3 separate regions of the Homo sapiens genome follow, and all the other regions are linked to region 2. Evidence: read pairs that join two places in POLR2A ChIA-PET (ENCODE). Cell type or tissue: CD4-positive, alpha-beta T cell. All regions are shown on one strand. Links, peaks and the distances in the headings refer to the core of each region. The heading gives the core; the rest is flanking DNA.

Region 1 (10,664 bases), core at 3,386-8,385, 49 kb after region 2:
CCTGCCTCGGCCTCCCAAAGTGCTGGGATTACAGGCATGAGTCACCGCGCCCGGAACATGAACATTGCTTTAGCGAAACATCCAAGTAGGAAAGACAAGGCTATAAAAAGTCTTAATTTTGGTCAGTTTGGGCCACCACATAAAAGTTATGAAAACACTTTAAGATTGCAGAGCTTTTGCAGATTTCCACATTCTTTTGTCTTCAAGTAATTTGTCCAAAGGTCAACTTGGACCTAGGACTAAAACAGATTTTCTAACACTCCTTTCTAGGTATCACTAGGTTTGTTCCATACACTTGGATGGGGCATAGCTGTTACCAACCCGTGGGAGTCATTATTCTTGACTGGTTATATCTGAAATGACCTCTCTACTAAAAGGCTAATCATATAGAGTTTAGCTCATTCTGACTTAGAATTCTAACATACCAACATATTTTCCCATGATAGGCCAGTAATTATGTCTCTGAACTAATGCACTGAACTTACTGGTATTCACTGCATTTATCAATTCAATATAATTTTGTCATCTGTGTACCTTTATTTATTTATTTATTTTTATTTATTTATTTTTGAGGCAGAGTCTTGCTCTATCGCCCAGGCTGGAGTGCAGTGGCGCAATCTCAGCTCACTACAATCTCTGCCTCCCAGGTTCAAGCAATTTTCCTGCCTCAGCATCCTGAGTAGCTGGGATTATAGGCACCCACCGCCACGCCTGGTTAATTTTGTATTTTTAGTAGAGATGGGGTTTTGCCATGTTGGCCAGGCTCATCTAAAACCCCTGACCTCAGGTGATCCGCCCACCTTAGCCTCCCAAAGAGCTCGGACTACAGGCATGAGCCACCATACCCGGCCGTATCAATATTATTTACAGTAGTATGACTCGAGCTCTTTTAACTATATCCTTCCACATGCTATCATTTTCCAGTTTTCCACTATTACAGGTAAAATATCTAGTGTTTGAGAATTTACTGAATAAATTAATGAAAATTTGTGAAAGTTCAGCAGATATGTACATATTGCTGATAGTTTTTATGATATTACAGGGATTTTTACAACTTTAAGTTCTAGAAAAATCACTTGCTTGGTACATAACACACCTTGGGATTTTTTTTTTTTTTTAGCACGCATATTGGGAAAACAGTTTAGTAGTCAAATTTTGGAAACAACTGACCCACAACAGTTTAAGTACAGCAGTGTGACTGTGCAGTGATTCATGTATAAGGTAATCCTAGGTGTATTATGGATCCTAAAAAGTAAATGTTGTTTTACTTAAAACTCTAAGTTCGAAAAGTTACTAATCATAACAGTGTTAACACCAATCAGATTTTTCACAAAATTCACAAAACTAACCATAACCTGCCAATTACAATGTTTAAGTACTTAGATGTACATGAAACAACTTTACTGGAATAGGGAATTTTTTTACTTTTGTTGTTTATTTCAGGAAATAGTCCTATTCCTGAGTCTAGTGGTCATAACTATGTTCTGAAACTCTCTTCCATTTTCCACTAAGGACTTAAAGCTCCAGTTATAAGTTTCTTTAATTGCAAAATACACATGAATAAGAAGCCAATTCTAGATTTTTGACAGTAATAAAAAAAACCAGAGATTTCATGGATATTTTTATAAGTCTTTAGAAGTCATTTTAGTCAGTTTTAGCAATCTCTCCACTGAAAATTTTTCATCTAAGTCCCCAACTAGGACTTAAACTGATTACAGAATTTGATCTTCTTGTGTCTTTGGTATGTACATTAGGGTGTGATAGGAATGAAGAAAAGTGGTTAAAAGAACCAGGATAAAATGCAATTGGAATAATCATAAATTAGGATAAATTATAACTTAATAGTTTCTCAAAATACTCATTTCCTGATTTTTTTATTCTTTTTTAATAAAAATTAGGTGGAAAAAGCAGCCAGGTATGGTGGCTCAGGCCTGTAATCCCAGCACCTTGGGTGGCCAAGGAGGGCGAATCACTTGAGGACAGGAGTTCGAGACCAGCCTGGCCAACACGGTGAAACACCGTCTCTACTAAAAAATACAAAAATTAGCCGGGCATGATGGTGCATGCCTGTAGTTTTCAGCCACTCAGGAGACTGAGGCATGAGAATTGCTTGAACCCGGGAAGCAGAGTTTGCAGTCAGCCATGATCGCGCCAATATAGTCCAGTCTGGGTGACAAAGGGAGACTTTCTCTCAAAAAAAAAAAAAAAAAAAAGAATAGGTGGAAAATGTCATTCATTTACTCTATTATTTACTGATATGTGTGTGTGTGTGTGTGTGTGTGTAGCTCTATTTTAGGGGCTAGTCATACAAACATGATCTCTGTCCTTAAGAATCTGTATGTAATCTAATGAGGGGGATGAGATGTAAATGAACAACGTTCGATACAATGTGGAAAATGCTGTATGTGAGTCATCGACTAAATACTACAGGGGTAATTATATGGCCAATGAGGGGCTAGAAGAATGCTTCTCAGGAGACATAGGAGCTGGAAGTAGGAGTTTTTCATGTGTAATGGGGGCTCATTTTGGCAGAAAAAAACAGTGCAGGTGAAGGCCCAGAGGCCAAGAACAGAATGCTAAAACTGGGGAGAGGCTCAGTGATCAGACGTGGGACTTCTCATTTGACAAGTTAATTCTTTGGGTTCTTTTTTGGGAAGGCTCCTCATGTCATGTCAAAACCCTTTAATCTAGGAGACTGCTAAAGGAATAAAAATATCTACAAATTACTTATGTTATTTATAAAGTTGTGCATCTACGGAAATGTTTACTGCCTGAATGCTGCTATATATATCACTGAAGCTGAATCTCATGTGACTCTCCAGGGATAGGCTAAAGAGAGAACTGGAGAAAGAAGTGGCAAGAAAAAAGCAAACCCAGGGATTCACTCATGACAAATTATGTACAATTACAATCGTGTTGACATAAATGTTATGTTCTCTCTCCTTCTCCCTTTCTACTTGAAAACCACCTCAGTGGGACTACTGCTAGTATTCTGAACAGGTTTCATAGCTCATCTCACTTACTTTGGCAGAGTATCTAGCCATTTCTCACTTATTTAAGCGGAAAATAAATTATCGTGACTGTAGGAAACCAAAGATTTTAGGAATATAAATAGCAGGAAAATTACAGTCAAGAGAACTTAGAGATGCAACAGGGGGGTATGTAGCTTGTACAAGACAAAAAGTCTGGATTATGGGAAACAGAAATTTAAGATCTGAAGGGTTTGGGACTAGGCAAAAAGAATGAGGTCAGGGATTGGGTGTTTGTCCTTGCATCCCTTTTTCTGGAGTTTCCACATGGCCCTGAATCCTCTCTGTAGGGTCTGTCCTGACCATTTCAGCCCTACAGGCTCTACTTCCTTAACTCTCCAACCACTGGAGGTTTGCTTATGTGTTATATTTATTGTGTCAAATAATGGTATTCACTGCATAATTTGAATTGATAAATACAGTGAATACCAGTAAGTTCAGTGCATTAGTTCAAAGACATAATAAATATGTACCATTATGTACCATTCTCAGGAGAGAATGGCAGAGTCTCAAAATAAATACACATGCAAACTCTATTATGAAAGTGAGAGTATTCACCTATTTGGGAGGGAGCAGAGTTCTCACCAAGGAAATTTTACTAGTGGCAGCAGAGTCCAGCAATCAAGTCAGGACCTTCACAAGAATCTTCAGTCCTGCCCTCTAAACACCGGTTATGGGTTTAAGAAAAACAACAAAAAGATGAACAAAGTGGAACAAGAGCTCCTAAATGTCAATGATTACAACATAAACAAAATTATTTATCATTAAAAAAACTTCATAAAAGCTTGGCAAGATATCAGTAAGTCACTGGCAGAAAAACAAGGTGGGATTAAAATTCTCAAGGGAAAAAAGCAGACTGAGGAAGGGCTTTTTTTTTTTTCTACGATAAACTGATGACTGAAGTTATGATTTAGACTTTCTTTTGCCCTTTGGAAAGACATTACTTATTTTAAGGCTGATTCTAAAGGAGCTCTTTTCTAACATGTAAAATATGTTCATTTGAGCTAGCAAACAAATACATAAAGATACAGAAGCCATACCTATTGAAAAGATAATCGGTATGAACCTATTGATTATTATAATCCTAATCAGGTAAGACTAAAAAATGTACACAATACCTATGTATATGGGCAGGACTAGAAAAAATTGTAAATCATGAGAAGAGTTCTCTATCAGGGCAGTACAGTTAAATATATTTCCTTTGTTGTTGGTTTAATAGAGATTAAAAGACAAAGAAGAAGAGAAGAAACCCATAAAAATGTCCATCATAAGTGGTTGTCTCTAACAATCAAATAAATATTATTACAGATGAAAGAATATTTACCAAATTACAGGCTAACATTTTTACTTTAAAAAATCAGGCCAGGAAAAATCCCGGAGAGGGTCCACTGGGCACCAGCTTCATCAGTTCCTCCTTTCCAACCACTCAAAGCTGAATCAGGACATCCCTTCTGCTTCTATTCTTCCTCAAACTCCTCTCATTACTGAATCTGCTGCTTCTATGGGAATACACAGCAGAAAGTTCCTTTTAACACCTCTGCAGGACTGGGGTCACTTCAAAGTCCTTCTGAGTATATGGAGCTCTGGTCAACTCCACATTGTTTCTACCATAAAATGTAGATTAGTCAACCAAATCACTAGAAGGAGGTCAAAAAACACAAACCCTTTCCATTCCCAAGAACCAGTGGCCAATTAGAATGCTTTCTTTACCTCTAGCATTCCAAGAGCACTGGAATTCCAAAGCAAATTATAATTTTAGGAAGAAAAAATATCACTGAATCATGGTTTCTCTAAGCCTCAGGGTAATAATTTTTCCTGTAATAGTTAGAAACTCAAAACATGTATGGATTGCATAAATTTTGAATGCTTTGTTCTATAAAAACATGGTCCTTCATGAATAATGGAGAAGCAAAGGAGAGAGAGAACAATCCAAGTAAAACAACACTTTTCTGGATTCTGAGAAAATTCCAGATAGAGAACAAAAACCTTGCCAGCATGTTCCACTTCATAAACAACGAAACTAAGGTTGTTCTGCTCATTCTCTGTAAGTCTTTTCAATAACAAAATATTCCTCATTAATAAAAAGGTCATACCTTGGCATTCTAATTGTTGAATAAAGTTAGAAACATGCTTAGTTTATGTTAGTAAAAGGTGGCTGCAAATCCTAGGCACAAAAAATGTGATACAAATTTGGGTACTTAGTAGGGTATAATCACATTGTGATTACACATAGGAATCACACTGTGTATGCTTTGAACAATTTTCTTAGTGTTTCTCAAGTACCAATAACAAATGGTGTCTATTTAGGAAAGAAACATGGTCCTCTTAAGCTGTGTTATGAGTAACGATACTATTTACAGGGTGAATGACAACCAAGGTATTCAATAGTGATCCCATTTTTCATTTCTTTTCTTCCATAAGATCAATTCCAATAATCACCTAGAGGAAAATACTACTTCATATACTTCCCTTTGAGTTTTAGGGTGAGCTAAAATAGCCCTTCAAATCACTCCCTTCATACAAGGACATGCAGAGCAGCAATTGGAATTAAGGCTAAAAAAAGAGGAGGACAGATGATAACACTGGTGACCAGAACCAGTTATTTAAGACTGCTTATATGATTCTCCTTAAATGAGACCATTAAGAGTTTGACAGATAACTATCTACCTGGATAATTTTGATGAGATCCTTAAAGGCACAAGAATGCTCTCTTATGTTACTTGCCAGTCCTATGATGCTGCACTATCAGCCTAAGATGATATTATTAACTGTTTATGGCTCATCAAAAGACCTTCCAGGCCAGGCGTGGTGGCTCATGCCTGCAATCCTAGCACTTTGTGAGGCTAAGGCAGGCAAATCACTTGAGGTCAGGAGTTCAAGACCAGCCTAGTCAATTGGTGAAACCCTGTCTCTACTAAAAATACAAAAAAAAAAAAAAAAATGGCAAGGTGTGGTGGTGTGCACCTGTAATCCCAGGTACTAGGGAGGCTGAGGTGGGAGAATCCTTTGAACCCAGGAGGCAGAGGTTGCAGTGAGCGAAGATCATGCCACTGCACTCCAGCCTGGGCAACAAAGTGAGACTCCGACTCAAAAAAAAAAAAAAGACTTTCCAGTTAAATTGCTACTAAATGTAAAATAACACATTCCCTTCCTTGCCCTTCCCAAGTTGCTTCTTAGAACTTAAACACTCCACTAACAAGTGAAGAAAGAAAATTAATGAGGCATACAAAATTTTTTTTCTTGAACAATATTAAACTACTGCATTTTGGTGGTGGTGGTAGTAAGGTGCTAAAGAGAAATATTTTCTTTAATTTAAATCACCTAGGAAGCTTTTCACCAAACTACTGTATCTTTCCTCCCAGGTTATTTTTTATTTATCTTTTTTTTTAGGAGTCTCAGTGTATTTTCCAGGCTGAATTCAAACTCCTGGACTCAAGTGATCCTCCGCCTCAGCCGCCAGAGCAGCTGGGACTACAGGTGGCGCCACTACATCCAGCTTATTTTAATTTAAACTACTCAAGCAGTGGCTCATGCCTGTAATCCCAGTGCTCTGGAAGGCCAAGGTAGGAGGATCACTTCAGGCCAGGAGTTTGAGACCAGCCTGAGCAACATAGCAAGGACCCGTTTCTATTTAAAAATGTTTTAAAAATTAGCTAGGCATTTAACTTGGAGGTCCAAGCTGCAGTGAGCTATCATGGTGGCACTGCACTCCAGCCTGGGTGAGGTGACAGAGCAAGACCCTATCTCTAAAAAAAAAAAAAAAAATGTTTTAAATAAAAATCTACTCAAGAGTATCTACACAATGCCTACACAGCTATGCAAAAGACCACCACAAAAACACACTTCCATATATCACTGGACATAATTTTGGCTGAAAGACATTTGGAAACACTCTAAACTCAAGCAACAGCATCAAAGCCAATCTCCACAAATTGCCTACATAGTCTGAAAAACAAGGTTGCTGAATACCCACCAAATGCCTGTGTTTTTGAGTAGTACACAAGCTGATATAAGCTACTAGGCACAATTATGGCTTCTATGAGACATGGGCTCTTTGGAAACATAACTTTTTTTTAGTTTCTGACATGCTAAGAGTCCTAGATAAAACCCTGCCTTTATGCAGCTTATTGTATCAAACATATCTCATAAAAAGCTTAAAATGTAAAAACTCCCAGTAAAAAAAACTAAGGTGCGTTGTATAGGGTATGATGATATAACAGTGAGTTCAATGAAATACTGGTTGTATAAAACCACATATGAAATCAGGGTTATTTCTTTCTAGTGCAACAAAATGCACTGAAGCAGTATTAGGATTTAGGTCAACCTGGAAGGAAATTTCAAATTCAAGGTAAACGTTTTTATTGACAATTTGGATGAGGATCTAATTAGGCAATGGGGCTACAGCTTCAGGAATCCAAAATGTATCACAGGACTAGACTGATGTGCCTACCCTTAATAAGGATAAAGGCAGGTATTTGGGTCCAAAAAGAATTTATTTCATATTCACATTATGTAAAAAACATAATTAACTAGTCCGGCTGATAGGAGCTCTCCCTTGTTAGTATTGTATTCCCACTGACATTCTGGAGACGATTCTGTTCCCCAGCCAATGAAGAGGTTTTACTGTTCTCTTCCTTCAGCAAGGAATACTATCCCATTCTGTACCCCCTCAAAATCTTACCCATGTCTTAAAGCACATACTTCCCAGAAAGCTTTGTCTTGGCATCCCAATTAGAATCCCTTTTTCCTCTTCTATTCTGTTTTTGCAACTCGAGTCTCATTTAGAGTCCTTTCAGGATAGCACCTTGGCAGATAACCTAGATCTCAAAGTATACTTTGAGACCTGGAGTGCAGGCACTATGGGCCCTCCAGAGGTTTTCTTTATGAAAACTAGTTGATATTGTTTACTGAACTAGCCTGCATCAGAATCACCTGGAGGGATTTTAATAAAATGCAGTTTTCTAACAACCCTCAACTACAGCATTCTCAATAGATATGGGATGAGAGCGAAAATCTGCCTTTTTTTTTTTTTTTTTTTTTTTTTTGAGGCAGGGTCTTGCTCTGTCACCCAGGCTAGAGTGCAATGGCACAATCTCAGCTCACTGCAACCTCCACTTCCCCAGGCTCCAACCATCCTCCCCGCTCAGCCTCCTGAGTAGCTAGAACTATAGGCATGTACCACAACACCCACCTAATTTTTTGTATTTTTTAATAGAGATGGGGTTTCCCCATGTTGCCCAGGCTTGTCTCCAACCCCTGGGTTCAAGCAATCTGCCTGCCCCTACCTCCCAAAGTGTTGGGATTACAGATGCATCCAGCCTGAAATCTGCATTTCTTTTTTTTCTTTTTTTGAAATGGAGTCTCGCTCTGTCGCCCAGGCTGGAGTGCAGTGGTGCAGTCTCGGCTCACTGCAACCTCCACCTCCCAGGTTCAAGCGCTTCTCCTGCCTCAGCCTCCCGAGTAGCTGGGATTACAGCCACACACCACCATGCCTGGCTAATTTTTGGATTTTTAGTGGAGACAGGGTTTCACCATGTTGGTCAGGCTGGTCTCAAACTCATGACCTCGTGATCCGCCCGCCCCAGCATCTGCAACAAGTTCCCAGGTGATGCCGATGTGGCTGATCTGGAGACCACACTTTGAAAACCACTGGGTTAGATCAACCTTATTAAATGAGAGTTTATCATGTAACTTTTATTTAAATGTGACAGTGACTATGTAATCATGGAATACAAGTAATACATGTTAAGCAATTACAGACTCGTCCTTCATTAGGTGCCTGTACTCTCCAGCATAGTGTCCCATGTTCAGTTTATGGCCTAATTCTCAGAATGGGCCAGGGCTGTAAGCTCAGTCTATCAGAGAAACCTCTGTTGGAGCTCATCCACCTAGGACTAAAACTATGTCCTTTAAAAAAAAATTTCTTTAAGGAAATGGGGTCTTGCTGTGTTGTCCAAACTGGACTCGAACTCCTGGGCTCAAGTGATTCTCCTGCCTCTGAGACTACAGGCATGTGCCCACTGCACTGGCAAAACTGTGTCTTTTAAATCAATAAATGCGGGGTTGGGACGGACTTTAGAGGTCCAGTTTCCTACTCAATAAACTCCTTTGATAACATCCTTAATAGATGGTTTCATGGCAACCCTCACCTCCACCATGAATGATCTGTGTCTGAGATTCATTACATCAGAAAATAATCTCATTTTATTGTCATATATGTGAGGATGTCTTCCTTAAACTTGGTTCTATTTGCCAAGACTTCTATCTACTCATTGGTACAGGCCCCTAATCTCTTATCTGAAATCCTTGGGGCTGCACGTCTTACAACTTAATTTTTCAGGTTTTAGATAGGGCACACATACTGTGTGTTTTATACTCTCCCCAGTGGGGTCCAGGGAAGCACTCCATCATCAAACACATTTGTATTTTCGCAGTGAAGCATATAAATATTCACAATTAGTGGGCTAACGAGTATATATAAATAACTTCACATTAATTAAAGTTGGATTTTGCCACCAAATTTACCAAAAAAAAAAAAAATCAACTTTCACATATCTTTCAATTCCAAATTTACAAATAAAGAACTGTGGACATATATTATTTTGTCCTCAGTGAATACACAAGTAAGTCCACTTCCTCTTCCATGCTAGCAGTCCTTCCACTATTGGAAGACAGCTCTTACACTTCTCCCTTATCCACTGTGCCTCCACACGTCATACTTCTAAATTATCAACTGACAAATTAACCTAGTGTAATCAAAGAGGGCTAGAATAGGGCTCTACTGCTCATCCAGAGCAGCTTTCTTTCTTTATTTAAAGTTCAAATGTAGAATAATACAGGGCACTGGAGGAGCAGGCTACAGCACTGGCACTCCATCCTAGAAAAGAGGAGACTGGAGAAGCTGATGGGCCACACAGAGTTATTCCAAATACATCAAGACATACAGATGAAGGATTAAACTCTTATCAATGTGATTCCAAAACAGGATAAAAAAGAGCACGTATTGCCCATTACAATGTGCTAGGCACATCTGATGGTTTGCATGCATACTCTCCATTCCTCACTCTGCTCTATGAAGTAGGAGGTAACATCGTTTTATACATGAGGAAATTAAAACCCTGAGAAGTTAAAGTAAATGGCTCAAGGTCACATAGCAAGCCAAAGGGAGATCCAGGATTCTTATCTGATTCCCAAGTTGAAGCAGAACCCTTTCATATACTCAAAGGGTAATGATAACCCACCCAGCATCCCTGCTTCTTCATACATTTTAATCAATGACTTTAAAAGGGATACAGATGCCTGCCTTTCAAATTCCCATATGACAAGAAAATGGAAGGAATAAAAAACACTACATCACTAGGTCCAAAAAGACCCCAAATGACTAAAGTGACCAAGTGAATTGAGAAGGGGGGTGCTAATATAGATTACAATAAAACATTGCAAGTTGATGGGTCCATAAACCAAACTTGTTAGAGGAAGACAGGAGTTTTAGCTGCCTAAAATCTACTTTGAGCCCAGGTGTCAAGACGCTATTAAGACTCTAAAACCTGCAGCGCATTAATGGAACTCAAACATCCAGAATGAGGGAAGCTACAGACCACTCCTATCCTGTGGGGGGCCAGCTCAATCTGAAGC
Region 2 (7,795 bases), core at 36-5,035:
CTGAGAGGCAAACAACCCATCCAATAGGGCTTCCTATCTACTCAGTGACTGAGAATAAAACCCTTTGGTTTGAGAAAGTGGACCTGTCATTATAGAACTATGAACACCAAGTAGAAATGGACTTGGCATTGTGAAGATGCTCCAGATGGGCTCTGAGGCTGAGGACTTCTCTGGTCCCCTCAGAAGAAGCTGAACACACAGCACAGGTGATCATTCCTCTTTCAGAATAGAGGTTCTTAACTTTTGCAGGGGGTTAAGGAGCACTTTGAGAAGCTAATAAATCTTTAGACCTTTTCCCCCAAACAAATGCATGTTGCCTTTGCATACATTCGCAAGGGCTTTATGGACCATCACATGCTGCCTCTCACCCCCACCCTCCCATCCACAAAACCTAGATTAAGAAACTAATTACTCATCTCTTCAGAGTAAATTAATTTAGGCCTGCACTCACAGTCTGAGACAACCCTGGCCCAACAGGGAATCCTGGGCTTTATTTGTTCCTTTCCCTTGAATTCTGTGCTGTTGAAGCTTGGAGCCAGGGTAACTGCACTTCCAGAAGAAAGTGCATTAAACCCTCCAATCTACTTCACTCAGGTAGGAACAGGTTCTCCCCAATAATCTGAACCAAATGAAAATTCAGTGGTAAATGGCTAAACAGCTGAAGAGTCTCGAATGCCTATGTTCTGAAGATTCTTCCATTTTGGTGAGGTTCCCATGATCTTTTAGGGTCCGTGCTCCTTTGCAACCTCAGAATCAAAATCAGCACAGTAGGAATGAAGCTGCTTAATGTCCTCAGGGACAGAGTTTTCAAGGCAGAGGTGCATTGAGTTTCACAGCAACACAAAGGGGTGAAGGATCACTGTTGCAAAGGAGCAACAGTGTAGAAATCCTCAGTATCCTAAGGCAATCACAGCAGAGCCCGGGTGGATACTTACACGTGCATTAGGTCACTGTCAGTGTGGGGATGTTCCTGTTTGACCTGAGGTGTTACAATAGCTGGATGAGGGATGCCAGTTGTGTGGGGACCAGGAGGACCGGGAATCATATGATGGGAAAACCTGAAAGGAGGAAAGAGAAGAAAACAATGTACTACTGGCTGTTGCAGCAAAAGCTAGATGGAATTTCAAAGCAATCCACTAACTGCTACTGGCTAAGAGTAAAAACACATCTTTACGCACAGAAGCATTAACTATAAATTAGAGTGGGCCGATAATTATTTTTTTCTTTCTATATTCGGGTGGAAAAAAAAAAGTGAATCATTTTTCTTGCAAAGCAATTTTGAAATAGGAATTTCACGAAAAGTAATTATTGGAAATATAACACTTTATTTAAGACTTGACTTTTTAAATGATTTTTAAATGAAAGCAAAACACATCATGTTTTAAAATCTCTGCCTATATTCCTAAGCAAACCATCACAATGGGAATTTTCTCATATTATTGGCTTCCTCATCCATATTAGGAGGGAACAACTGAGAAAACGGATAGGAATCAGTCTCCCATTTAATAAGGTTTCCATTAACATCATCCAAAATGATTTTCTGTGCAGAAATACACTAATGTTTCAGAGATCTCATCTTATGGAAAACTGGTAACAGAAATAAGGAGAAGAATTTAAAGGAAGGATAAAGTTCTGCATCAAGGTTAAAAACTACACTTGCCAAAGGCTTTTTCCCAAGTACGCTTGAACAGCATTAAAAAAAATCTTAAAATATCCACCACCAGCCAACACAAAGGAGGGAAACTGCCAGGCAAGAAAAATAAAATAAAGACAGTATTTTCAATAAGCTCTCTAGATAAATTTGGATATGTTTTAGAAATTTTTGCTTTTCAAACTTTTTAAAGTAAACATTTAATTCAGCAAGAACAACATTCTCAGGTCTTTCATCACAGCCTACACAATTAATTTCCTTTTCTTGAAAGGAACTCTGCTAGGATATATATTTTTCAAAAACAAATTTTAAAATATGAAGGAAGCATGGTAAAAATACAAATATTTGACCAAATAATGATGCTTTGCTAAATGTATTACTTGCAAAAATACATGATGATAGTTATTTGCCTGTGAGAGTTCTATCATCAGATAGTTCTTACAATGTTAAAAAGTATAAAAATATGTTTTAAGGGGAAGGATATTAATTCCACCTCCTCCCACAATCAGCTACATTTACAACTCACTGAAAAAAAAAGTTTTTTTAAAGCTGTAATTCACCACAGAAACTTTGAATACTATACCCATATAAAAAAGACATATTCACAACCAGTTAATAACCCACCAGTTTGACTTCCGGCACAATAATGCTAGCTCCCTTGACAAAGCCACATCGAACACACAGATGATGCACCCCAAATGTGTGTGTACATCAAGCACAGGGCACAGTGCCATCCTCTCCAGAAGCAAAAGCATCACACACAGCAGCTTCTCGGTGCGGCGCGGCAGGCCTCCCGAGCTCCGCTGGCATGACCATGTCCACACAGGGCCTGATTCACACACTAGGACGCACACCCTGTATGGCCTGCCAGCCTGTCCGCACTGTTCTGTCTCTTCTGACAGCCTCCATCCAGGAAGGCTCTAGACTATCTGGGCATTTTCAAACACTGCCGCATCAAACTGATACAACTTTCCACAAAGGAAGCAAATTATAGAGCTGAGACCAAACCAGTTTTATCCTCCTCCCTTACCCCACCCCCGGCATATTTTGAATCAAACAAACTCTTCTTGTAATGTCCGCTTTCCGGACAGTTCCCATCCCACAGTCAGGCGGCCATGAATTTGTTTGGAGGCAACGCTTTCCAAGGAGGCTGAGTCCATCGCCCGATGGTGTGGCTGGTCCGGCCGGGGCACAGCGCAGAGCTCCTACCCGGGACTCTCTCTGACACCTAGTGTGGGAGCCAGGCACACTGCACAGACAGACACATGGCTGAGGTATGCACCCTCCTAGCCAACCAAAAGGCAAGCAGAGGCGCACAGGATGCAAGCACGAGAAGAGCAACTTGTCCTCGAGCGCCCCAGTTTCCACCTCCACCTACCTGGACATGGAAGTGTCGACTGACAGTGAGGATGGGTAGGGTTGCCTGAATCCACCCGTGATGGGATATACAGGCTGACCTTGCCTGAGGTCACAGAAGAAAGGAACCCATCAATGACAAAACACCAGTTACCAACCAGTAGTAAGAGTTGGATGAGGGGAGAAGAGGGAGATATTCAAACAGAATCTTGTGGAAGTATTACAGACCCCGGGATTGTTTCAGAAACGTAACCGTTCCCCTTCCTTACCCTCCACCCAATCAAAGTGTCATTTGCCTTGAAAGAAATCTCCCACCCTCAACTTTGAAACAAACCATCCATGAATTACATCTCTTTTATCCCATCCCCTCTCCCAACCCCATTAATGCTTTGAACAAAGTAAGCACTTAAATGTTTATTGAATATAACATAACCCTGAGAATAGTGAAATATTCCCTTCAGAGAAGGAGCTGAGTGACTTCTTTATCAGAATCTTTGAGAATTTCAGGCAAGGGAAGAAAGAAGAAAATAAAACTGTATATTCATATAAAAATAAACATTTTAAAAACACTGTACCATTTCCCCCATATACATGTTAAAGTCAAGAAATAAAAGATTAATTCACTGGAATTATTTTCTCTCCACCCTGAGAAGTCCATTTTTTCCCTCTGTTCTCTCTACATCTCTCATTTTTCATTTACACAGACTTTATTTCCAGCTGCCAGTGGTACGATTCAGCACAGGACTATTGCCCCTAAGTCACTAAGTTCAGACAGAATAATTGATCTAGGTTTGAAAATGTATGCATAATCAATTAAGTTCAAGCAGTTACTGACTAAGAGATGTAATGCTAGGGAGAGAGAGAGAGAAAAAGAGAGAAAGCTGGATTGTCCATGGCAGGATGACCCTTCCTAGCTGAAGAAGGATAATGCAAGGATGTCCAGGTAGGGAGATGGGGTACAATGACATGGGGGCTGTGACATAGAGAGTCAAGTGGAAAAAGGAGAGAAACAATTGCTTGAGTTGAGAATTATTTCTATGGAGGGAGAATTGGAGAGGGAAGAGTGGAGAGAGCATGGGAGTGGGAGGAGGAAATGTTGTGGGTTAATCATAAAATAATAAAAATAGGCTATACCATGTTATTCTTTCTTCCCAAAATATATTTCCTTCACCTTCATAATTGAAAAGATTTTGGAGGCAGCAGTAAGCATATTTTTAGAAATAAACAACAAAATAAAGAGCACTAGCGTTCATATTCAGAAAAAAAGAAGGCCCCCAAATCAGTTTTTTACTACTCTGAACTCAAATTGGATGCTTACTTCATTAACATCCAAAAAATGCTCTTATATTGTTGAATTTCTCTCTAGTTATTTTTGTCATTTACCTCACTTGCCCACTTACAAGTAAAGGTAGATATTCAATGCGTCTAAATTCATTTTTGAAAAATATAAGTTGTTCATTAAAAAACCTAGAAAAGAAGAACCACACTGAGCACTAACTTTGTACAGGCATAGCAAATGCCCAAAGCCACAAAGGGAATCCATAAAACTATAAGCTTCAAAGCAAATGCTACAGTCATTTTCTACCCATATTAGCAAACGGATCAATCCATTTCAAAGTCTGTATGTTTTTTAATCTTTTAAATTGAAATGAATAAAGTTAGCACCTTGCTTGTTGATGTGAAATTTCTTCAACTCCACAAGTGTTACCATTCATAAATCTAATTTCCATGAATGGAAAGTGGAGGAACATGTGTTCAAATGCCTGGCTGAAGGGTGCAGCAAGGTTCTTACCAGCCAAGAGGTGGGGTGATCTGTCCAACACCACCCGGAGACAAGGGATAAAAAGTAGGGATATCAGGAGCTGGAGGATGTCTGGACATGCCTGTTAAACAGAACAGAGAGGTATCATTTACAGATTCACAGGATATTTAACCAGAAATGCAACTACATGTTTTATACCATTCATACTTAAGGTTCAGAATGAAACAATATTTATTCACCAGATCCAAGGAACAGGAGTCCATTTGTTAGCTTTTCTCAAGATTTCAACATCTGGGAAAACTGGGCCTTCAGAGAGTATTATCTTAAGGAACTCCTACAGGAGTAAAGATGCTGCTAGTAATACAATCATCAAAATAGACTTTTAAATTATTTGTTTTGCCCTCAATATTTCACATTATTTAAGAAAATGGTAGACAATTGTTTTATATAGAATGAGAATGTTTTTTTGTAGAATGGAAAATGACAGCCCTTCGTAAGTAGATGGCTTGCCACAAAGTTCAAGGATTAGGTAAATTGCCATTTTCATATTTTCATTGGTTCCCTTATGGACATATAGATTTGGGAAATGTGACACCTCAGAGGATCAAAGATTAATTAGGAATCATCTTCAGCCCCATAATGGTCACATTTGATATGATTCATTTGGTCTCTGTCTAAGCTCTTCATCAAGTTGAGTCCTCTGGGCTGCAAGGTCAAGCTGTTCTGGATTAGCTGAATTCCACAGAAAATGAAAGTGCCACCAAATTGTTTCTTGAGCTCACAGTCCCTGGAGTACACTGCCCTGTAACTGTGAAAACCACCTAAAGATTATATGTAATCCCAGTCCCAAGTGACATCCCTTTATACCTTACCCTAGGTACAGAAGAAAAAAATGACAAGACAAATGCATAAAATGTAAAATATAACAACTTAGATTCAATGTGTTTGGGGGAAAGTGATTCAGAATAGAAAAAAAGCCACAGATGTGTCTTCACATAGCTAATGATGGCTTTAAAAGACCACTTCCATATACAAGCACATATTCCAAGGTTTAACACCCAGATTATACGTTTAGTGACTGTAAATATTATATACTGGCTAATATGTGGAATTAGATGAGTACATGGAAGATGTTTCTTAAATATTCTGCTTTTTACTATTTAAAGTGCCTAGGAATTTCATTTGTATCTTAAAGATACTGAAAGCCTTCACATTGGGAATGACAAGAAGTGCTGTCTTGAAAGTTGGTGTTAATTCAACTTTGAAGTTAGAACGAACTATTTCTCAATTCTTACAGAAAGTAGGTGGGAAAGAAAAAAGTTCTTTAATTTCTCAACAGAGGGCTTACCTTAAATCATCTCATGTTTTGCTGTTTTTAAAATAATGGTTTCAAATCTCCTTTATTCAAAAAAATTGTTTTTGTTAGAAATACTGACTCTTTTGGTTACAGCAGAACATAAATTTTTTACCCTAGGATTTTTTTGGGGTGGGGGAGTTTGCAGTGGTGATTCTTAACATATCAGAATCATTGAGGAGGTTTTTCAACTTGCTGCCCCCTTAACTCTGAGATCCAGATACCTCCCCAAATCTCACGGTCTGTAAGGGGATGGCTCAGTCGCGGGGATAAACAAAATAAAATAAAAGCAATACAATTTGACCAACCCTGAAAAACATCAGAAATGTAGTGAAAATTTCAATGTTTTATTCTATTAACTTGAAAATCGTAGCGGTCACAGACTATCTGAATTATCTATTTTATTTTATTTTATTTTGTTTTATTTTTGAGACAGTCTCCCTCTGTCACCCAGGCTGGAGTGCAGTGGCACAATTTCAGCTCACCACAACCTCTGCCTTCCGGGTTCAAGCGATTCTCCAGCCTCAGCCTCCTGAGTAGCCAGGTATATAGGCGCGTGCCACCATGCCCAATTTTATATTTTTAGTAGAGACAGGGCTTCGCCATGTTGGCCAGGCTGATCTTGAACTCCTGACCTCAGGTGATCCGCCCGCCTCGTCCTCCCAAAGTGCTGGGATTACAGGCATGAACCACAGCCCTGAATTATCTACTTTAATTCCTCTATTTCACAGGTGTGGAAATTGAGGTCTAGAGGGACCAAGTGACTGTTAAGGCATCTGTTTTCTGTCCTGAACTTTTGTCACTGGGACATGGAGAGGTAACTTGCTTGCAGTCACATGTCTTTAAGCTTAAACTCTTACTCTCCGTACTACTCCATGTTCTAAGCATGCTTAGAACACAGCAGTAGTGATACTGTTCAGAAGTGATTCAACAGAACAAAAAATACCAACTAGTTGGATGTCACTCTTCTGCTAGAAGGAAGAAGGAAGGAACTAGAGGACAGGTCCTATGCTAGGCGTTTGACTCTATAGAAATTCTACTCTTCTTTCAAATGTTCCTCTCATAGGCAATTTTCTCTAACTTACAGCTCTGAGAAATCTTTCTCCTTTGAATCTACAAGTTTTTTTATTTGTACTTTTAATGTGGTACTTGGGATGCTCTTCATTTTGTTTTATAGTTAGTCTGTGCAAATGATTTCCTGCATGAGCTTATATACTGCTTGGAGAAAAAGATCACATTTTACCAATTTATGTATCTAACCATGGTTTTCTGCAGAGGAGCCTCTTAGTTAATATTTCTGACCAATTGAACAAACAAACAAGTGAAGTCAGAAGTGTTAAAACAGACCCATTCCATATGCTGGGTCAATATTATCAACCACTTGGCATGTACATGCAAATACATGATGTGGCTTAGGTCATTATGTGAGCAGAAAGTGGATCTGAGTATTCTAAATAGGTCACTGTCCTTTAAAAATCCTATTTCCAAAGATTCTCAGAAGTGTGTGTCTCTCCACCAACTACTATGCCACTGAAGACACATTTCACATCATTTTTTTTTAAGTTTATTTTTTATTTATTTAATTTTTTTAGAGCTGAGGGGGTCTCACTCTGTTGCCCAGGCTGGCCTCAAACTCGTGGCCTCAAGCGATCCTTGCGTCAGCCTCCTGAGT
Region 3 (10,664 bases), core at 1,556-6,555, 59 kb after region 2:
GAAGCATAGTTCATTTTTTCTAAAATAAATGTGCAAACATTAGAAGTTCCATAAAGAACCTGCACCTATAAAATTTCACGTGGTGTTGGTTTAGCATGCTATAAAATTCGTATCTTTCTTAACCATTTCTGCTTTGTCCTTCTACTATATGCGTATTCCCCCCAAAACCTTCAAAACTTAAATTCTACTGGCTATTTGACCAAGTATTCTAAAATCAAAGGATTAATCTTTATAAAAACATGTACAGTTATATAGCATATTGCCAGTTCAAATACTTCTCATCTCCTTAAATTTCCTTTTTTTTTTTTTTTTTAAACTTTAGATGCTTATGCTGCATAGTATTATAACAATTCCAGGTTTGGATACCCCACCCAGATCTGGAAAGTTCAGCAATACATATGATCAAATGCCAGAAGTTTGCCTTTCAGGGGTCTTATAACTGCAGACCTAGAGTTACGATTCACACATTGTATAAAACATGCTATTGTAATTCTTACGGTGACTGAATAGTTAAATCTAATAATATAGGGTCATTTGCCCTTCAGTAAGGTGTCTTTTTCTTTAAAAAACATAAATGTTTGTGATTATTTACCCTACTGTGCTTATAAGATTTTAAAAATAATGTTCTAACTCAAAATATCCAAGGGTAAAAAGGGAAATAACTTCCAATAATTTTTATGAAATTATATAAGTATGTAGTCATTGAAAACTAAATAGCTACCAATAAGGGCTCTAAGTCTTCCTTTAAAATTCTGAGAGGTTGTCTGGTCATTTTTGCTAAGGATAAAGCTATTTAACCCAGACTAAGTTTCTTCTGGCTTATTAAAAAGTCAACTTTTTCTTTATTGTAAGTACTTTAAAATTGACTTTAATGTTAGTTAAAATATGTATTTGGTGCCTCTCCCTAAATAAGTATTGTAATTATTCTTCAAACAGTACAGAATTTTGAAGCTACGAAGAATAGTTTTTTAAATAGTTATTTTCAACATTTTTTACAAAACATCACAAATCATCAAAGCTAGCAATTTCCTATTAAAACAGAAAGTCTATTGCAAAGGCGTAAGAATAATACAATGGACTTTGGGGACTCAGGGGAAAGGGTGGGAGTGGGGTGAGGGATAAAAGACTCCACACTGGGTGCAGTGTACACTGCTCTGGTGATGGATACAACAAAATCTCAGAAATCACCACTAAAAAAACTGATTCATGCAATCAAAAAAGCAATTAAAACAGAAAGTCCAAGTAATATTTTAAACATCATAAAGCTATCTTCATACTACAACTTAGATTTTTCAATGTGGAGTTTTTATGTGATAAAAATGCCCTCAAAGATAGGAAAAGAGGAAAGTGGCACTGATTTGTTGGCATGAGGATTAGAGGCTGTGTGTGCTGGGGGGAAGAAGAGCAAAGTCTGAATGTAGGAAGGAACGGTATTGGTTACTTTGCTGTCCAGAGTCTGGTACTATTCAGAAGACTATAATAATCTATTAACTTGAATCTTGCTCATCTCACCCATCATATCCCTGAATATTATAAATTTTAGATCCTAATTTATATTTTGTGATTCAAAATATTTGAATATGGTTTTCCTGTTACCATTCCAAATGCTAATGAATTGCACACTCATAGACTCTGTAATAAAAACTTAATATTGTCCTATAGAATATATCAACCCAATATAACATGCCAAAATATAACATTCACCTAATTTTAAAACATTTTTCCTTTGAAAGAGATATATAATTTCCTTTAGTATATTAACATTAAAAAGACTAGGGAAAAATGTGAACTATGATTTTGCTTTCCTAAATTCCAAATTACTGAAACCTAAGAGGTTAACAAATTATTAACCACATAATTTTCTCTCATGATTATGCAGCCTTTAGGATGACCCCAACAAAATCTCCTATTTTTGCTTCTTCAACAGAAATACAGGTTTAGATGAGACTTGTTGGACTCAGTTCTTTCCTCCACCCATGGCCTCTACTCGGGGAGCTGGTCAAATGTGGAATTTCGAATATCAAATATGTATAAAATAAATAGATGAAAGAGTACATCTCAAAAGGTCAGTAATGAAATGCAAATAATGTTTTCATGATGTATGGAATGGAATTGTTATTTTCCAACAACAAAAAGAGGTATCAAGTATGCTCTGTATTTGCATTGCCTTTACACAAGCCTATGGGTCGCTACTATGATTACTCCCATTATACAGATAAGGAAAGTGAGCATTATAATGCTTTAGGAACTTGCATGGCAGTGAAATTCAAGCACAGGCAATCTGACTCATGAGCTTTAAACACTGCATTATATGTACAGGTGTGTATGTGTGTGTATACACACACACACACACACACACGAGTATGCCTGACAGCTTACCTAGCATATACATTTCTACACAAAGGGGGCTTAGGAACAGCAATCTGGTTGCAAGATTGAAGTAAATGCTGTATCTGAAGAATATTTTTACTTAGCAAAGGTGTTTATTTGGGGTGGTGAAGGGTATTGCTGGAGATTATGGGGGCTAGCCCCAACTCCTCCAAACGCCTTGAAGTTGCCACTGCCTATATGAGAATAGAAGAGCTGAGAATTTAGGGCTGAGAACATCAGGAATTCAAAGATGCTTCCATGGGGGACAGAACGGAGCTTGCTGACGCATGATGCCTATGTGACCTACATGTGCCACCATGCCCCATTTTCCTCCTCTGCCTTCCCTTCCTTGCATGTAAACATGAAGCCACTCGTAGCAACATCCTCTAAGTAGCCTGGAAGGATAACAAGGATGGATTACGGATAGGAAATGGTAGAGACTGGACTGGAAATGCTAGCTGAACCAGGCCTGAAGGAGAGTTGGAGGACAAATACCTAAAAATACAGACTGAGATTCCCTGCCATGGTATAATTGTAAGAAACTAGAAAGAATCTTCATTCCCCTCTTCTCAGGGCCTATAGAACATACTGCTAAGCTTCAATGTTTACAGTAAAGTACATTCATTAATAGTTCCAAGAAATGTTCAGCCTTAGATGTGTGGAAGCGGCTCTGCCATTTTTCTGCTCATTAACTCTATACTGGGAAATATAAGTTGCAACCATCAGTGCGTGGTTGTTTTCCATTTGAGTTTACATAGTTTTCAAAACAATGAATCATCTGAACTATGCAAAGGAAAGTTATGATGGTTTTAGTCAAATGATTAACTAGAGTTTATATATAGAACATGCATCTTTAAATAGCATGGCATCTACATCTACAATGCCAAGCTAACTATCCTTTTCTCCCTTAAAACCTGGAAACTTGAAGGGCTGTTAAATGTGACTATGTCCAGCACAGATCACAGGGCAAGGTGCAGGCCGGGCTCCACAGTGGTTAGGGAGGTGGATGCAGAGCCTGGACCTCCACCCTGGCCCTGCTGGCCCTGCTGGCATTAGCTCAGGAACATGACTCTCTCGGTAAGGAAAACAAAGAGGAAGCAAAGGGAAGGACAAGAATGAAATATGTGCTGCCATTTTGTGAGAGACCTTTAGGGACGTTAATAGAGGAACTAGGATCATCTCACAAACATTTACAGCTGTAAAACAATTGAGTAAACTAGTTTATTGTTTTCTAAAAATATGTAAAAATGTAAGGCTTTTTTTTCAAACTATAACTTGGATTCATAAAAATATATACTGGCTCATATGTTAAAATACCATCTAAAATGGTTCAGATAGTTATAATTAATATCCAAAAATATCTGACATTACCCACAAGAAACAGAGGAAAAACACAGATTTCTTACCTCAAAAAGAATTCATGGGGACTTTCTAGCTCTCCTTAGAAATTTGGCTTGAAGCAAAAACACACTATAGAGATTTGCCTTACTTTTCATGTAAATCTCAGCTTTCAATAAACATAAAAATACACACACACACACTCCCCTCAATTTATATTCAAAATATCAAGGGATTATCAAAACCCCTAATTTGCCGTCGAAGTCTGTGGCAAGTTTTATACCTTGAGTGAAATGCAGTCTAATTCCTATGTGGTTATATTTTAGAGGGAGGGGGGAAAAGCAACTTCATTGAAGCCAACGCTCCAGGCAGCCCTGGAGCAGACTGGATCCAGTTTGAAAAGAACTGGCAACCCTAAAACTTTTTGATAAGATAAAAATTCATTGATGTTGGCTCATATGAGGCCCACTTCAACTCTGCACTTGTCCTCCGTGTTTCCTTGGCATATCTGCTCCTTTCCTCTATCTACTTTAGCATAACTTTATTTTTCTCTTTTATCTTTCGATAACTGCACCCAGGGACCGGAGGGGATTGATTTTTTGTTTTGACTTATTGTTTGAAGATCTGTAACTCAAAGCAGCTCTCACGCCTCTGATGTCTAAGCTGGAGCAGCATAAAAGGTAAACCCAGGCCTGGGTATCAAACTGAGCAGAAGCAATACCATTTTATAATCAGCCATCTAGGTTTTCATCTTATTTTGACTTTCCCCTCACCCGGAGTCAGGTTAGCTAGCAAAGTGCGAGGTTACTCCTACGCCTTTGTTAGGTGACAAGAAGCAAGTTAAAATAAAAATAAATACCTCGATAGCTTTGCATGCCAGGGCTTCAAGATTAAGCATACTTGTACTTAAAGCAAAAAGTTATTTCCTACCTAGAAAAATGCCTTGCTTTTCTTCTCAGTGAAAGGAAACTTCAACACATTTGAGAAAGTTGCTTTTCAAAAATTAAATCTGAAAACAAGGGAAGATGGTACAACTGACAAAAATCATTTCCCCAAAAAGCCTCAATCAAGGTGAAAAAACATAATGCTTTTTTGAGACAAGTTTACAGACTCAAAATAAAAATGTTATTCTTGAACCAGAAGATGTTTAAAGAGAGATCCATATATATTAGGTTAGAAAGTTAGTTGTGTTTTCAGAGTTTGGTGTTAGCAGTAGTATGTACTCCAAATCAGCAAGTGTAATAAACCAAAGTTAAATTCACTTTCCTTCTCTCTTTCAGTATAATCCTCAAATTATTAGGATTATTTTTGTCCTAATTCAGCCAATATCAAATTCATATGTTAGTCTCTGTACATACAAATATTCACAAGAGTTTTGAGGGTCTGTTCCCTGAAGTTGTTCAGCTTGCTGAAATATGGTTACATATGCAAACATTATCTCCCAATTGTAACCTCATTTTCTGCTCTGCTGGACAGCGTGACCAGTATTTGTCATTGTGCCTCCCCCCCCGCCACATCATTCATATGTCTATAATTGTCATCGAGATGTGGCATGTCAGCGGGACTCCAGTGTTCTCTGCTCCCCGTCTTCACACAGTCACTCAGGTAACAAACCCGTAATCTCGTCCTGTTTTCATGATGGTTGAATTACACATAATTGTTTCTGCACAGTGATTGATTTCTGCCTGAATAGAGACCTCTGCCTTTTTTCAATGCAAGCGAGTGGCAGCCAAGTCTCTCCATCTAGGAGGAGGCAGCAGCCTTTGAAGAGATCAAAGCCAAGGCCGCAAGCAGTTGTGCGCCCTGGGAATATGGAAAGCCTTTATGCTCTCAACCCCATTTCCAGCATCATGTTGGATTGCAGCTGCATTACATTCTGCCAGCATTCTTAATGCTTTTAGTATTGACTCTGACATCACCGATAGCTGTTTTAAAGTAACAAAAGCCGAAGGATGACTTATTTTCACAACTCTGTAATTGGAACATGCAAAGATGGGGGTGGGGAAGCAAGAATGAAGGGGAGGGAAATACATTTGCTTTTAATTTAAAGCAGCACAAAAGGCCCAGAAAAAAAATTATGTAAGTTTCCACAAATGAAAACCATGTTTTTCATATGGAAAAACCAGCAGGGGCATTTTATAACTCAGACCACACAAAATGAACTGATGGCTAAATACACACTTTTTCAAGCCTAAAGGGTAAAATAAAAATGATGGGGTAAGTGATTCCAATTGGGAAAGGGACTCTAACATGTATTTGGTCTGAAGACTTTGCAGACACCTGATGCAAGGTGAACGGGTGCAGCTGCTAAAGACCTGTCCCGCGCCCTTACCTGCTCCTCCTTAGCCCTTTTTAATCAACTAAGCAGAGCAGATACTTGCATTTGTAAGAATCACAGGTTTATTTGGGAAGTTGTAAATGCATGATTCCATTAACAGAAGAGGAAGAACAGGAAAGTCAAAGGTGGTTTTCAATTCTGGCTCCAGATACAGAGACACAAATCAGTATGACAGGATCACGTCTTGACAAGTGAATCAAAACCTAATGCCACCAAAAGAGGCAGAAAAATTCCTAAGAACATAATAACCAAAATACATCAACACTAGTATCCTATTTCTTAAAATGGAAATTAAAAGTAAAGCTATTTCTAATTTTTTAAAAATAATTAAGACATTTTGGACTTATGATTAAATACATTGTGTAATTCATCCATTATTACATTTAAAATCAACATAAAAAGCAAGCAGGGCGACCATAAATCACTATACTATGTCTCTGGTGCTACATATAGTGTTACATATGTCCAGTAATCACTCCCTAGTAAGAAAACCTTCCGTTATTCCAATTCTAATTTTTAATTGCTGCCTTTGAAAATGTCTGCCCTAATCAATATTACATAGCTCTACAGAGAAACTCTGAATTTACATTCACATTGAAATGACAAGATTATGGATGGAGAGAGCAGGAAAGTAGAATCTTAAGAGAATTTATAAAATAAAATGCATCTCGTTTAACAAAGTCCCCTTTTCACAAAGATTTAATATTGTTTATGTAGATAGTAGTCAATGAACCATCAGTCTTTAACTTTTCCAAGTCTACAAAGTTCTAAAACTTATTGACATAGGAGAAATGACTATGAAATAACTGCTTCCTTTCATTCTGCACAAAACTTCTTAGTTCTGAAACACCAAGTAATTGGCGAACAAAAGCCATCTTTGTTTGAAAGGATTTTGAATCAACAGACCTGGCTGTAAGGTACCCAACTGTAAATTTTCTTTGAAAATTTGTCTGTAACTGTGCAGAACTGGAAAACTCTTTCTTTTAACAACCTGCCTACTTCAGTTTACTGGGTTACAGTTTTTATGTTTGTTTCATTTGGGGTTTGTTTTGCTTTAGAGGAAAGGGTACAAACTACATGAATTCAGAATTGCAAAAGCAAAATCAGCAAGAAAACCTGAATAATAACATCTCAAAATCTGTATATTTTTCTCTTGGAAAAGTGCCATCTTTCCTTAATTTTACCATTTTCGGAAAATGCCGGAAATAAGTTCCAGTGTTATCAAATATTTTTCTGTAGGTTGCATTCTTAATAAGCTTATCACATTTTCCATATCCCAAGGCCCCCTTCTAATTTCAGATTATCAGGCAAAAAAACATTTCTTTTGTGATTCTATCATTAGCCTTCTCTTGCAAAGTAACAAGCAAAACAGTCACTGGAAGCATCCCAGGCTTCCCATTCAAACCAAAGGAAAAAGTCAATATACGGCGCCCCCTCAATCCCCTGCCCCCGCCTTCTTCAAGGCCCTCCTCAGAGAAACCTGTACTTAGAATTTTAGTCACCTGAACAGCATGTGAGAGAACACAGCACCACTTGCTCAGCCACCAACCTTGAGAGAGGCACTCCAGTGGCTAAGCAGAGACAAACTAAAAGCATATGGAATCTCAGTAGCCCCCGGAGCTGTGGGCTCCACACATTTCTCAGACTGCCCTCAGCAAAAATTGCCATCATTGAGAATGGAGGTGACAACACTGTAATGATACACAGGAGACTCGTTATATAGCATAATCTATGTGCTGGCCTATTTATTTTTCCCTTCAGGAAGGGAAAAATAATCTCTTGAAGAACCTGGAGGGTCCTTATGCTCCTTACTGAAAAGAAAAGAAAACTGCCTCAGAGGTGAGGAGTGGGGGAAGCAAGCCGGTTGAGGAGCAGGAGTTAATAGGTACTGCCCAAAGTCTGGGACCCCTCTAGATGAGGCATTCCAATCGCTTCACACAAATACAAATTTACTCTTAAAAACCTTTAAATAACCAGATTCCATGCTTTCCTTTGATAAACCATTCCAATGTTTATTAATCTCTCCCTCTGAAGTAATTCTCCCAACCTAAATTCTTTCAACAATTTAAGTCCATTTCCTTTGGTTATTCCTTCAGTGAAGAACAAAGCTGGCCCCAGGCACATGCTAAAGAAACAGTTCTTATATTTGGAGCTGGGTTTAAACTGCTCTCCTGTCTTCCCCAAGTCAAATGAACAGCTTATCAAGCAGATCCCCCTGGGAATTGGCAGAGTTCTGCCATCAAGATCTACAATCATATGTCAATAATTGGATGGTGCCCAATTTTCAACATGCTCATGAAAGACTGAGAACTGTCTCAGATAGCACAGAGCCTTCTTTTCAAGCGGTTTCATCACTTGCACACACAGTACATCTTTGGTTTAAAATAGCAAGTGCCCTAGTGCAGACATCTAATCTAGAGAGAAGGAAGGGAGCAGAATTCCCACACAGCTGCTGGAGGGCAGGGCCACAGGAGGGGTGAACAGGAGATGCCACAAGGTCACCATGAAGCACGACCTCAAATGATGTCATTTAGCTGGGCCACACGAGGGTGAAACACAGCCTCAGCCCACAGCTCAGTGTGCAGCAAACCCAGGTGATTCTGAGCAATCTGCAAGTAATCTGTACAGCAAAGAATTGACCCAACCAGCCAAAAAAAAAAAAAAAAAAAAAAAAGAAGAGTATCCTCATGAATACTGCATAATCTGCAGGTTTCATAAAAAACTTTCATATGAAACACTCAACAGCCACACTTTCAGAAGTATCTTATCGGAACAAATAGGAATAGGGTTCCCGTTTACTTTCCCCAGCCATCAATCTAGAATAGTTGGTTATCCCACATCATACAAAGAATACATAGCATTATCCACTGGGGTGCAGCAGGAAGAAAATACTACAATGTCAATACATATTTCTATATGAAAAATTTTAAGTTTTACCAGAAATATTTAACATACAAATTGCCACTGGGGCCCCCGTTTGCTCTGTATGCCAGACGGTCAAGAATGCCAAGTGGACTGAAGATAACAGTAATAATGTAAGCACAAAAAACAGCAAGAAAATGGCAAAGCCAACAGTTCTACCTCTAATATCAACCCTTTAAGAGCTTGCATTAAAGCTAAAATCTGTAATGACACTGGACAAGACTTGTCAAGAAGCTGACCAAAATAACGAGAAATTATCAATTTTATTTGAAATAACAGCCATCAGATAATTATATAGTTCAGGTATATAATTCATAAATAATTATACAGTGGCCAAAATTTTTAATTGATGAGGGCTTGCAGTAAAATAAATCTCACCATGGATTTAGATATCTGAAATATCAATTGATTTCACTTTTCTTCCTCTCAATATGGATTAAATCAGCTCCTTTCCTCACTGTACTGATCTAACCTTCTGGAAGCAAGATGGAGCCATGGAAGCCAGAGTGGAAAAGAAATGAAGCTGTGATACTCACTGTGACATGAATGAACCCTGAATACATTACACTCAGTGAAAGAAGCCAGTCACAAAGGACTACACCCTATATGTGCCTATGATTCTATTCTTATGAAATGTCTCAAATAGGGAAATATGTTGAGACAAAATAGGTTAGTAGTTGCTTGGGCCTGGGGTGAGCACTGAGGGAATGAGAGATAAGGGGATAATAGCTAAAGGCTCTGGGGTTACTTTCCGAGGTGATGAAAATGTCCTAAAACTGACTGTGATGATGGCTGCACTAACTATGTGAATATACTAAAAACCACTACACTGTACACTCAAAGTGGGTAAAATGTATGCTATGTGAATTATATCTCAATAAAAATGAAACTATTTTAAAAATAAGTGACCACTGAAAAAACATTTGCTGAATGAATAAGTGAATGAATTCCTCCTATCCCAATTAAACAAAAGCCAGAGGAAAAGCTCTCCTGGACATGTTCTCCATGAGTAAAAACAACTGTGTTGCTTAGTCTTTGTCCACGTAGCGACCTTGTGACTTTAAAACACTAAATGTTTGCTCATGAAAAGGAGTATCTGGATGATGACTGGGGTCAAGGAATTCAGGATTCTATGAGAGAGTGAGCAGAGGATGAGCAGAAAGTAGGTATGGCTTGGTGTTCCAAAGGCAGACCTTTAATGGTAAGCATTATATACCAGTGGAATTATTCACGTTAGATGTCCAGATCTGATTTGGTATAATAGGTATGCACTTGTGGTGCCCCTAATAAGTTATTAACATATGAGATGTCCTCCCAGAACCAGGCAAAAAGAAGTATTGAGTCAATCTTCTACCTTTCTCATAGCATCAGACCTTGCTTCACCTCTAGAGCAGAAAAAACCTCCTTTCTTAAAAAGCACTGACGTAAATTCTGATGCTTTCAGTACAGGTTGAGTATACTTTATTCAAAATTCTTAGGTCCAGAGGCATTTCAGATTTCATTTCAGATTTGGAGTATCTGCATTATATACCTATTGGTTCAGTATGTCTGATGGGAAAATCAATATCCTAAAAACTCCGACAAGTTTTTTGTTTTTGTTTTTTGATCTTCATGTTAGTGTTCAAAGAGTTTCAGATTTTGAAGCACTTCACATATTGGATTAGGGTTACTCAACCTGTATCGATAAAACAACTCA

Evidence for each region. ChIA-PET counts read pairs that join two places held together with the same protein. Peaks named below come from ENCODE experiments on the same cell type or tissue, not always from the same donor. Only the 100,000 strongest peaks of a DNase experiment are listed, where the experiment ranks them.
Region 1: POLR2A ChIA-PET joins it to region 2 with 6 read pairs; 8 of 35 experiments call an interaction of 5 or more read pairs at or near these places.
Region 3: POLR2A ChIA-PET joins it to region 2 with 9 read pairs; 9 of 35 experiments call an interaction of 5 or more read pairs at or near these places.

Annotation. Positions count from the first base shown.
Region 1 is chr4:108,124,612-108,135,275 of GRCh38, forward strand. The region is part of intron 3 of LEF1 (lymphoid enhancer binding factor 1); the gene reads right to left. Among named protein-coding and RNA genes, the nearest start is that of LEF1-AS1, 38 kb to the right of the region's middle. In CD4-positive, alpha-beta T cell, for the core only: no CTCF peak of the experiment used is centred there; no DNase peak of the experiment used is centred there; H3K27ac peaks cover 907 bases.
Region 2 is chr4:108,078,557-108,086,351 of GRCh38, forward strand. LEF1 (lymphoid enhancer binding factor 1) reads right to left here. Exons shown (of 12, transcript NM_016269.5): 5 at 4,800-4,890; 6 at 3,030-3,113; 7 at 936-1,058. Among named protein-coding and RNA genes, the nearest start is that of LEF1-AS1, 85 kb to the right of the region's middle. In CD4-positive, alpha-beta T cell, for the core only: no CTCF peak of the experiment used is centred there; DNase peaks (open chromatin) are centred at 2,355 and 2,945; H3K27ac peaks cover 1,173 bases.
Region 3 is chr4:108,136,170-108,146,833 of GRCh38, forward strand. The region is part of intron 3 of LEF1 (lymphoid enhancer binding factor 1); the gene reads right to left. Among named protein-coding and RNA genes, the nearest start is that of LEF1-AS1, 26 kb to the right of the region's middle. In CD4-positive, alpha-beta T cell, for the core only: no CTCF peak of the experiment used is centred there; a DNase peak (open chromatin) is centred at 4,362; H3K4me3 peaks cover 1,147 bases; H3K27ac peaks cover 879 bases.